Linked DNA regions of Homo sapiens: region 2 is linked to region 1. Evidence: read pairs that join two places in POLR2A ChIA-PET (ENCODE). Cell type or tissue: Panc1. All regions are shown on one strand. Each heading gives the region's core, and the rest is flanking DNA. Links, peaks and the distances in the headings are about the cores only.

What was found. ChIA-PET counts read pairs that join two places held together with the same protein. Peaks named below come from ENCODE experiments on the same cell type or tissue, not always from the same donor. Only the 100,000 strongest peaks of a DNase experiment are listed, where the experiment ranks them.
Region 2: POLR2A ChIA-PET joins it to region 1 with 7 read pairs; 1 of 35 experiments calls an interaction of 5 or more read pairs at or near these places.

The regions. Positions count from the first base shown.
Region 1 is chr6:10,321,148-10,325,544 of GRCh38, reverse strand. LOC105374920 (a long non-coding RNA gene) reads left to right here. Exons shown (of 3, transcript XR_926458.2): 3 at 1-335. Among named protein-coding and RNA genes, the nearest start is that of TFAP2A-AS2, 81 kb to the left of the region's middle. In Panc1, for the core only: no CTCF peak of the experiment used is centred there; no DNase peak of the experiment used is centred there; H3K27ac peaks cover 734 bases.
Region 2 is chr6:10,145,387-10,149,783 of GRCh38, reverse strand. It overlaps the pseudogene OFCC1. Among named protein-coding and RNA genes, the nearest start is that of TFAP2A-AS2, 260 kb to the left of the region's middle. In Panc1, for the core only: no CTCF peak of the experiment used is centred there; a DNase peak (open chromatin) is centred at 2,582; H3K4me3 peaks cover 810 bases; H3K27ac peaks cover 1,392 bases.

The DNA.
Region 1 (4,397 bases), core at 246-4,245:
CTGCCAGCTCAAGTATTGTCTCCTCTGATCAGAGTTCTCCTTGCACAGCTTATTTCTGCTGTGATAGAAAAACAGTCTGGGTGTCACAGAGAGAACTGAAGACAGGAAGTGGGAACTCTCCCTTCTGAATACAGCACTAGAGTTAATGTTAAGAGTGAGGGAAAAAAGCTAAGAGTAATTCCTATTGGTGAACTCATTCAATATTCACAGACACCTAGGAGATAGATATTCTTCTTCTTCTTCCCATCTTCTAAGAAACTGAGGCCCAGAGAGGTTGAGTAAATTACTCAAGATTAAATAGCACAGATGGCAGAACAAAGATGCAAACTCAGAAAGTCTGGCTCCATTCTTTCTTTTCTTTTCTTTTCTTTTCTTTTCTTTTTTTTTTTTTTTTTGAGACAGGGTTTCGCTCTGTTGCCTGGCTGGAGTGCAGTGGTGCAATCGTAGCTTATAGCAGCCTTGACCTCCTGGGTTCAAGCGCTCCTCCCATTTCAGCCTCCCAACTAGCTGGGACCACAGGCATGCATCCCCACATCCAGTTAATTTTTGTATATTTTTGGGGGTAGAGATGGGGTTTCACCATATTGCACAGGCTGGTCTTGAATTCCTGGACTCGTGATCCACCTGCCTTGGCCTCCGAAAGTGTTGGGATTACAGGTGTGAGCTACTGCACCCGACCCTGACTCCATTCTTAACCACTATATTACATTGATGTATGTGTCCTCTTCACCTGGCAAATCTTTATGGAATTTGGAATAAGGCAAGGATGTACTGCAATAGGATGTCGTATCTGGACTTTTTTAAAAAAGTGTCTTTGATTATAAGACAAATTCCATAGCATAAGAACTCAGAAACCACAATGTAACAAATCTCTGATGACTATTTGCAAATTATTTTTCCAGTGTCCTAAAGAATACGGCCCTGCCCTGAGAGAGTAAAATCACCTGCCACAGTGGTCCTTTGCACTAGGACTTCCCCCTCATTCTCTCGCCTTTAGGGATGGGATAGCTGAGAAGAAGGGCCAAGCGGATTACTTGGGAACGTGCCACATTGATGGGAATTCAGGTGGTCTTGCTAGACTTCTACTGGGCACTGCTTTCTTTATAATGCTAAGTGTATATAATCTGTTTTATATGCTTTGAGAATGCACTGTAATTGGTACACTCTGATAATCAAAGCAAACTTAGTCACATATATTAGACACCACAGAGAAGTGTGCAGTGGAGTGAAACTGCAATTTATATTGCCGTGTTACACTAGTTTCAGCTCCAGTTTTTATTCTATGCGTGAAATGTAGGATAAGATTGCTCCTGTTGCAGCTTTTAGAGTTACTTCTTTGACCATGTTTGGTTTGGCAGTTAAGAAAAAAATCAACAGCAGGATTACATTTCAATGGCACAACATCTAATCCTCAGGCAAATGATTTGTCCACGCTTAATATAAAGTACTTAGGATGTATTGTTTGATGTGAACACTAGTTCTAATAAAATGGTGCCTGAGGTACAGTTCTTTAACTTGTAATACCCTTATTTGTGTTGGCCTGTACACATTGGATATAAAGCCATCGTGATAAAATATATCCTCTTTAGCCTGATAAAAAGGAAAATCAGAGTAGAGGACCCATACCAGGAGAGAGAAGATGCTGTAAAACACAAAGCCCCTTATGATGTTTGTAGTTGGCCTTGAGGACACGCCCTTCAACACTTCTCTGATGGGCACTTTCCCACTGTCTTGGAGGAGCGATGGAGGTACCTTATTTGAATCTAACATTGCGCTGAACCCAGCTCCATTTCGCTGCTGCATTTGTGAAGTCTTTCTAACTGGAAGGAGCAGCTGCATCAACATAGTGGATGGCAAGCACAAAGGAAGGTTAAAGGAAGCAAATACAATTCAGCCTACCTCTGATCGCAATCTCTGCCCTCAAATATCCACTTGTTAGAACCTTTTTCTCCAGGACCCCGTGCTGCTTAGAAGCATGCAAGGTTAATAATAGCAGGCAAAAAAATGCGAGGCATTTCAAGACGCAACATTCATCTTACCGTTCCACTAATGCGGGGATGACAGAAAGTCACTTTCAACCTCCTTTCCTGCTGCTTATATTACCTGCGTGTTGTGAGCTACTCCTCTAAGGTATTGGAGAATGATTGCTGTTCATATGGTGTTATAAGAAAGCTAGGCATATTTGCCATTATCCTCATCTGATTTAATGCTTATAAATCAGCAAAAACTCCACCTCAATCCACTTCTCTCTGTCTCTGAAGAGCAGACACTCAGTAATAGCTTCATTCCCAGTTCATCTGATGACTCACTTCCAGAATACTGGTGATTGAGAACCTTCTCTGTAATTGTAGCTTTAGCTAAAGGATGAAAAATCACAGAATCTAAAGTAAAGCGACTTGAGTTTTCAGCTTCCCGCCTTACCCTGACTCATCTGCAACTCTTCAAAAGTTGTAGGAGAGGTGAGCTTCTCAATGAGATGCTGAGCATTTTTTTTTTTTAATTTGAGCTGTAGTTGTAATTTCTATACTGCTAGAAAATGACTCATGGAAGAGCAAGTCTTCGAAGTTTGCTTTCAGCTTAGATTTTTATTTTGAGGCCAAGTGCTTAAATGCATGAACGTATCTTTCCTTTGACTGAAAATCTGGAAGTAAAAATGAAAAAAAAGGATGGCAAGACAGCAGAAAGAGGAGGTAGCATGGGAAACCAATGCCTTCCTTTGCCTCAGCTACGTGGCATTGCTTAGCCATCCCAGCACTCCTAGAAAGCCATAGGGGCCGGGCACAGTGGCTCACGCCTGTAATCCCAGCACTTTGGGAGGCCGAGGCGGGCGGATCACCTGAGGTCAGGAGTTAGAGGCCAGCCTGAAACAACACGAAGAAACCCCGTCTCTACTAAAAAATACAAAATTAGCCAGGTGTGGTGGTGCATGCCTGTAATCTCAGCTACTCCGGAGGCTGAGGCAGGAGAATTGCTTGAACCCAGGAGACAGAGGTTGCGGTGAGCCAAGATGGCGCTATTGCACTCCAGCCTGGGCAACAAGAGCGAAACTCCGTCTCAAAAAAAAAAAAAAAAAAAAAAGAAAGCCACCGAGACAAAAGCAGCCAGAGTACAAAGAGGCTCCCATCCAGGGTTGGTCATTGTCCTGGACATTATGGAGAGGACAGTGCCATCTCAGTGCTCCCACTCTGCCCTACTGGTCCATCTGTCTGGAGGAAGTGTGTCTCCATTCCAGCTGATTGAGGGAAGCTCTGGAAAGAATGGCTGACTTATCCTGGAACCCGACTTTTAGTGCCAGCTCTAGAGAACCTATACCCCAGGACTTAGGAGAGCTCAGTAGCCATGTGCTCAGGTACACAGACCAGACCAGGGACTGTGCTTGAGTCTTCCCAGGGCTTTTTCCAACCAGGACAAGTGAGATTTCTCCAGAAGGCCTCTTCCCAGATCAGGTTCCCACTTGTGGAAAAGAAGCTAGAAGCAGATTCCTGGGTAAGAGGTAGAATTGGAAGCACAGGTTAAAAAGGGAAAATAAGGAATGCTTTTAATGATTGGAAAAGAGGACATCCTTTGCTCCTACAAAAACTTCTCTCCAATCAAATCCCCAATGTTTTCCTATATCCTTTCTTTTCTTTTTTTTTTTTTTGAGATGGAGTTTCACTCTTGTTGCTCAGGCTGGAGTGCAATGGTGTGATCTCGGCTCACTGCAACCTCCGCCTCCTGGGTTCAAGTGATTCTCCTGCCTCAGCCTCCCAAGTAGCTGGGACTACAGTCATGGACCACCACACCCGGCTAATTTTGTATTTTTAGTAGAGACGGGGTTTCACCATGTTGGTCAGGCTGGTCGCAAACTTCTGACCTCAAGTAATCTACCTGGCCTCGGCCTCCCAAAGTGCTGGGATTACAGGCTTCAGCCACCGTGCCTGGCCTATCCTTTCTTACTTTGCAATATTTAGTCTGAGGCCCAGGAATGAAGCTGAGGGGATTCTCCTTTATCATCTCCTTGCCCTGCCCCGTGTTTGTGTGCACTCTAGAGTTCAAATCCTTTTTCAATAGGCTCTAAGATGCCATGCCATTGTGTTGACTTGGAATTTTGTTACTCCATATACACAATCTCAGTTAAATGAAGAAAGAGATGGATTGGGTTTAGGAGTCTTTCACTTACACAGTTTTTTGTTTTTGTTTTTGTTTTTTTCAAATGGTAGTTTTTTTTGTTTGTGTTTTATTTTTTTTGAGACGGAGTCTTGCTCTGTCGCCCAGGCTGGAGTGTAGTGGTGCGCTCTCCACTCACTGCAAGCTCTGCCTCCCGGGTTCACGCCATTCTCCTGCCTCAGCCTCCCGAGTAGCTGGGACTACAGGTGCCCACCACCACGCCCAGCTAATTTTTTTTTTTTGTATTTTCA
Region 2 (4,397 bases), core at 89-4,088, 180 kb after region 1:
TGCTTCTGAGAAGGCTGCCGAGCTCCTAGCACGGCGAGGGCCCTTTTAGACTTACAGACAAGAAGGAGTGGAGGTAGACAGGAAAAAGAGGGAATGCGGAAAGATAAAGTGTGATCAACAGGTATTGATGTACATGTTCAGAACTGGCACCTCAAATCACTGTTTCATAGTCTCTCATGTAAAACATAAAAACAAACGCTTGAATTTATCTGGTAAAATTTGTTTTTCTTGTCTTAGCCTGGCCAGTGGACTCGGAAATTTTCAGTTAGCATCCTGGTTTTTAATTTTATGTGATAAAATTGCATAGTGGCGGGAAAGGAAACAGAAAGGAAATACAAGTAAAAAGATGACATCTTTAACGCTTGGGTGCCAACATCAACCACTTGTAGACTAATAGATGAAACTTGAGCGCATGCAGACATAGAATAAAAGTCATGCTCATCGTAAACATTTGAAAAATACAGACAGTAGAAGACAGCAAAATATCACTCTCAGTCCCACTATACAAAGAGAATCTCTGCTAGCCCTTTGGTATATTTACTTCCAGCCCTTTTGCAGTGTGTATGTTACTTATGTGGCAATGATCACATGGCATATGCAGAATTATAGGTGTTGTCATTTTTAGAGCATTTTCATGATTATAAAACTAATACACGATGATTGCCTAAGATTGGAAGGTACTGGAGATAAACTTGGATGTCCATGAGAGTCGCCCTAGAGAGCTTATTAAAAAGCAGTCTCCTGGACCCCACCTCAGACCGACTGCATTAAATCCAGCAGAGGGGCAGTCTCTGGGGTCAGACTGTCTGGGTTAGAATCTTGATTCCATCACTTAACAGTATGTGTCCTTGAGCAAATTAATTCACCTCTTTATGCTGCAGTCCTCTCAGGTGTAAATTAAGGATAAAAAGAGTACACACCTCAGGGCTGTTATAAGGATTAAATGGCATAATGCTCATACAGCACATAGAATATTGGTTGGCACATAGTGTGGAATCAAATGTTAGTGATGATGATGATTAATATTATTATTGTAACTCTTATCCTCAGTTACAACAAGCTCCCCAGATGCTTCTAATGGACCATGAGTATTATGGCGTGTCCTTTGCCTCTTTTCCTATACATTTAAGAATATGATTAGGTTGGTAGTGGTATGAAGATGATGGACTGGTGCTCCATGTCTTTCCCAACATTTGTCTGGTATGCATTCCTGTACATTTCCCAGAATTCCTTTTGTCTGAGGTTCTGAGTATAATTTAGTTTCCAAAAAGTAGATGAATTAGATGCACTCATGAATGATTTGGAAGGTGGAAGGGAGGCAGAGACTGTAGCTGCTTGATTTTCTTAGTAAGCAGAAACAGGTAGGAACTTGGTTTTTCTGCTATGACACCAGTGGACGTCTCAACAGCCGTTGAACTGTGGAGTTGGAGTGTGGAGAGGGGACCTGTTTTGCTGGTACAGATTATAGCAGCCTTCTTGATTGGGATGATGTTGGTAAGGTTCAGGAGGTGGCAGCTTTCCTATTTGGCAAGCAGCTTCCAAATGACAAAAGAAGCTCCGTGGGTGGCTGAATTTTGTGACTTTGGGAGCCATTCTTGAAATCTAACCTAGAGGCTCTTTCCTCAGCCTTCCTAACAGTCCAATAACCCATTTCAAACTTGTAATAAACTAGCTTCAGCTAAACTAGCTAGAGTGGATTTTGTTCTTTGCAACATAAATCTGACAAATATCATTGCATATAATGTTTAAAAAACATATTTAGACAGAAATATTCTCCAGTCTTGGAAGATGATAAGAGGTGGGGATTTGTGTCAAATGAAATATATCATAGGGCAGTTTATTGATCTTTGCTAATTATTTAAAACCATAGTTAGATTTCTCAACGTACATTTCAAAGATGCAGAAAAAAAATCAATAACCAAGAAGCTTGACAATGAAAATGGCCTTTATGTTGGTTTCAGCAGTTCTGCTATTGTGGAGGGCTAAAAGAGCACTTTTTGTATCAGCCCTGTGAAAAGTCTGGCCATTGTTAGTAAATGCTGGCACAGAACAGCATTATTTGTTGTTTTAAATGTTCATCGAAGAAGTCAAGTATTTAGAACAGTAAGTTAAGGATGTGATCCAAGAAGCATTTCTGATGCTGGAAAATTAACAGCATCAGAAGCAGAAAAAGAACATTTGGGCAAGGGACTGTAGAGAAAAGCTCTGTTCCTCGCTGCCCAATCGATTTGAAAACAACATCCTCGAATAATGATTTTTCTTGCATCTTTGAAATGTATATTGAAAAAGCCAAGTTATGCTTTTGTTTAATTAGTAAAGACCAATAAACTGCTCTATGATGGAAGGTTCTTTCTGTTGCTTTCCTCCCGTCAAATAACACTTGGCTGGGTATAAATTCAAGGGTTTTGTTTATTTTTTTCTGTCTCAAAATTCTGTAAGCAATGTTCCACTGTGTTCCGGCATTTAGGGCTGAAGGCAATAAATCCAAAAACAAGCTTACTTTTATTCCATTGCAGAAGATAGTTCTGCCTTACATCCATTTAGAAAATGTAACTGAAAAACAAAACAAAACAAAACAAAACTGGTGCAGGCATTTGAGAAGACCGGCTGAGATGCATTGCATCCTGGGAGGTGTAGTCCTTGCAAAGTACAGTGCTTCCTGGGAAATGGAGTTTTTCATGTGCTCATAGTCTCAGAATGGGCTGTACTTTGGTGGAGGCTGGTGGGTGGCAGGGGCGAGTGGGAGGAGATGGGGGATGGAGGGGAGAATAAGATTCTATTTCTTACTGAAAAGATTTGTCTTTTTATGACAATGAAAAAAACCCAGAAAAATACCAACAGAAGGCTTATAAGAAAAATATTGCACAATTAGGGGAAAAGATCATTATCTTGAAGCCTCAGAGACAGATTATTACCTATTTCAGGCAACAAAAGAAAATTAGAAAATGTTTGGCATTCTCAATTGATACTATGGCTGGACCTTGGTTCTCAGGTAAGATTAGACAAAGGAGAGGTGATTTATCTCCCCACTACCTTTGCGGGGGGTGGGTGGGGCAGTGCTACACCTGATATGAAACATAGGCAAGTTAGTGGTTGTTTATTCTCAAAAGGATTCCACTATTCTTATAATGAGGCATTTTCTTCCAGCTTTTAGGAATCTGTTGTCCATTGAACTTAGATTTCAGTATTGTTATGGGCCGAATTGTGTCCCCCCAAAATTCATATGTTGAAGTCCTAACTCCCAGAACCTCAGAGTGTGACTGTGCGGATGCTCCCCAACTTATGATAGGGTTATGTCCTAACAAACCCATCGTAAGTTGAAAATATCATTAAATCAAAAATGCATTTAATACTCCTAATGCACCTAACTTACTGAACATCATAACTTAGCCTAGCTTACTTTAAACGTGCTCAGAATACTTATGGTAGCCTATAGTTGGACAAAAACATCATCCAGTCTATTTTATAATAAAGTGTTGACTGTCTCAAGTGATTTATTGAATACTGTACTAAAAGTGAAAAACCTTTCACTTTTTTCGGTTGTATGGGTACCCAAAGTACAGTTTCTACTGAATGGGTATTGCTTTTGCACCACAGTAAAATTTTAAGTTTTGACTATTGTAAATTGGGGACTGTTTGTATTTGGAGATAGATAGGACTTTTAAGAGGTAATTAAGGTTCAGTTAGTATTGACTATATTCATACTAACTGAACCTTAATTACCTCTAGGGGATGAATCCCTATTCTCCATGATGTGCTTATTTCACATTACATGCCAGTATCAAAACATCTCACATACACAAATATATAACATTGTGTACCTAAAAGAATTAAAATTTTTTTAAGTAAAAAAAAAAAAGGTTCAGTGAGGTCATATAGGTGGGCCTTAATCCAATCCGACTGGTGTTCTTATAAGAAGAGGAGATTAAGACACAGATGCGCACAGAGGAAAAACTGTGTGTGGACACAGCGAGAAGCTGGCCATCTATAAGCCAAGGGGAGAGGCCTTATAGGAAGCCAACCCTGCCAGCACCTTGATCTCGAACTTTTAGCCTCTGGATTTATGAGAAAATAAATTTCTGCTGTTGAAGCCACCTGATCTATGGTATTTTGTTATGACAACCCTAGTAAACTAATACAAACGCTATTTCAAATATTGTCTTTTTATTTGCCTTCGCATCTTTATGTTAATGGGAAACTGGGAAAGGCCTTGTTAGGGGTTGTGAGGCAGATGCCATTTTTAGTTTTAAATTATGAAGTATTTTTAAGAAAACAAAAACTATGAAGAATATATTTAATAAACACCGAAGAACTAGCCACCCAGCTTAAAAAAACAAAAAACAAAAAACATTATAGGTACAGTTAAAGCCCCCACACTCTTACCCTGTTCCCCTCCC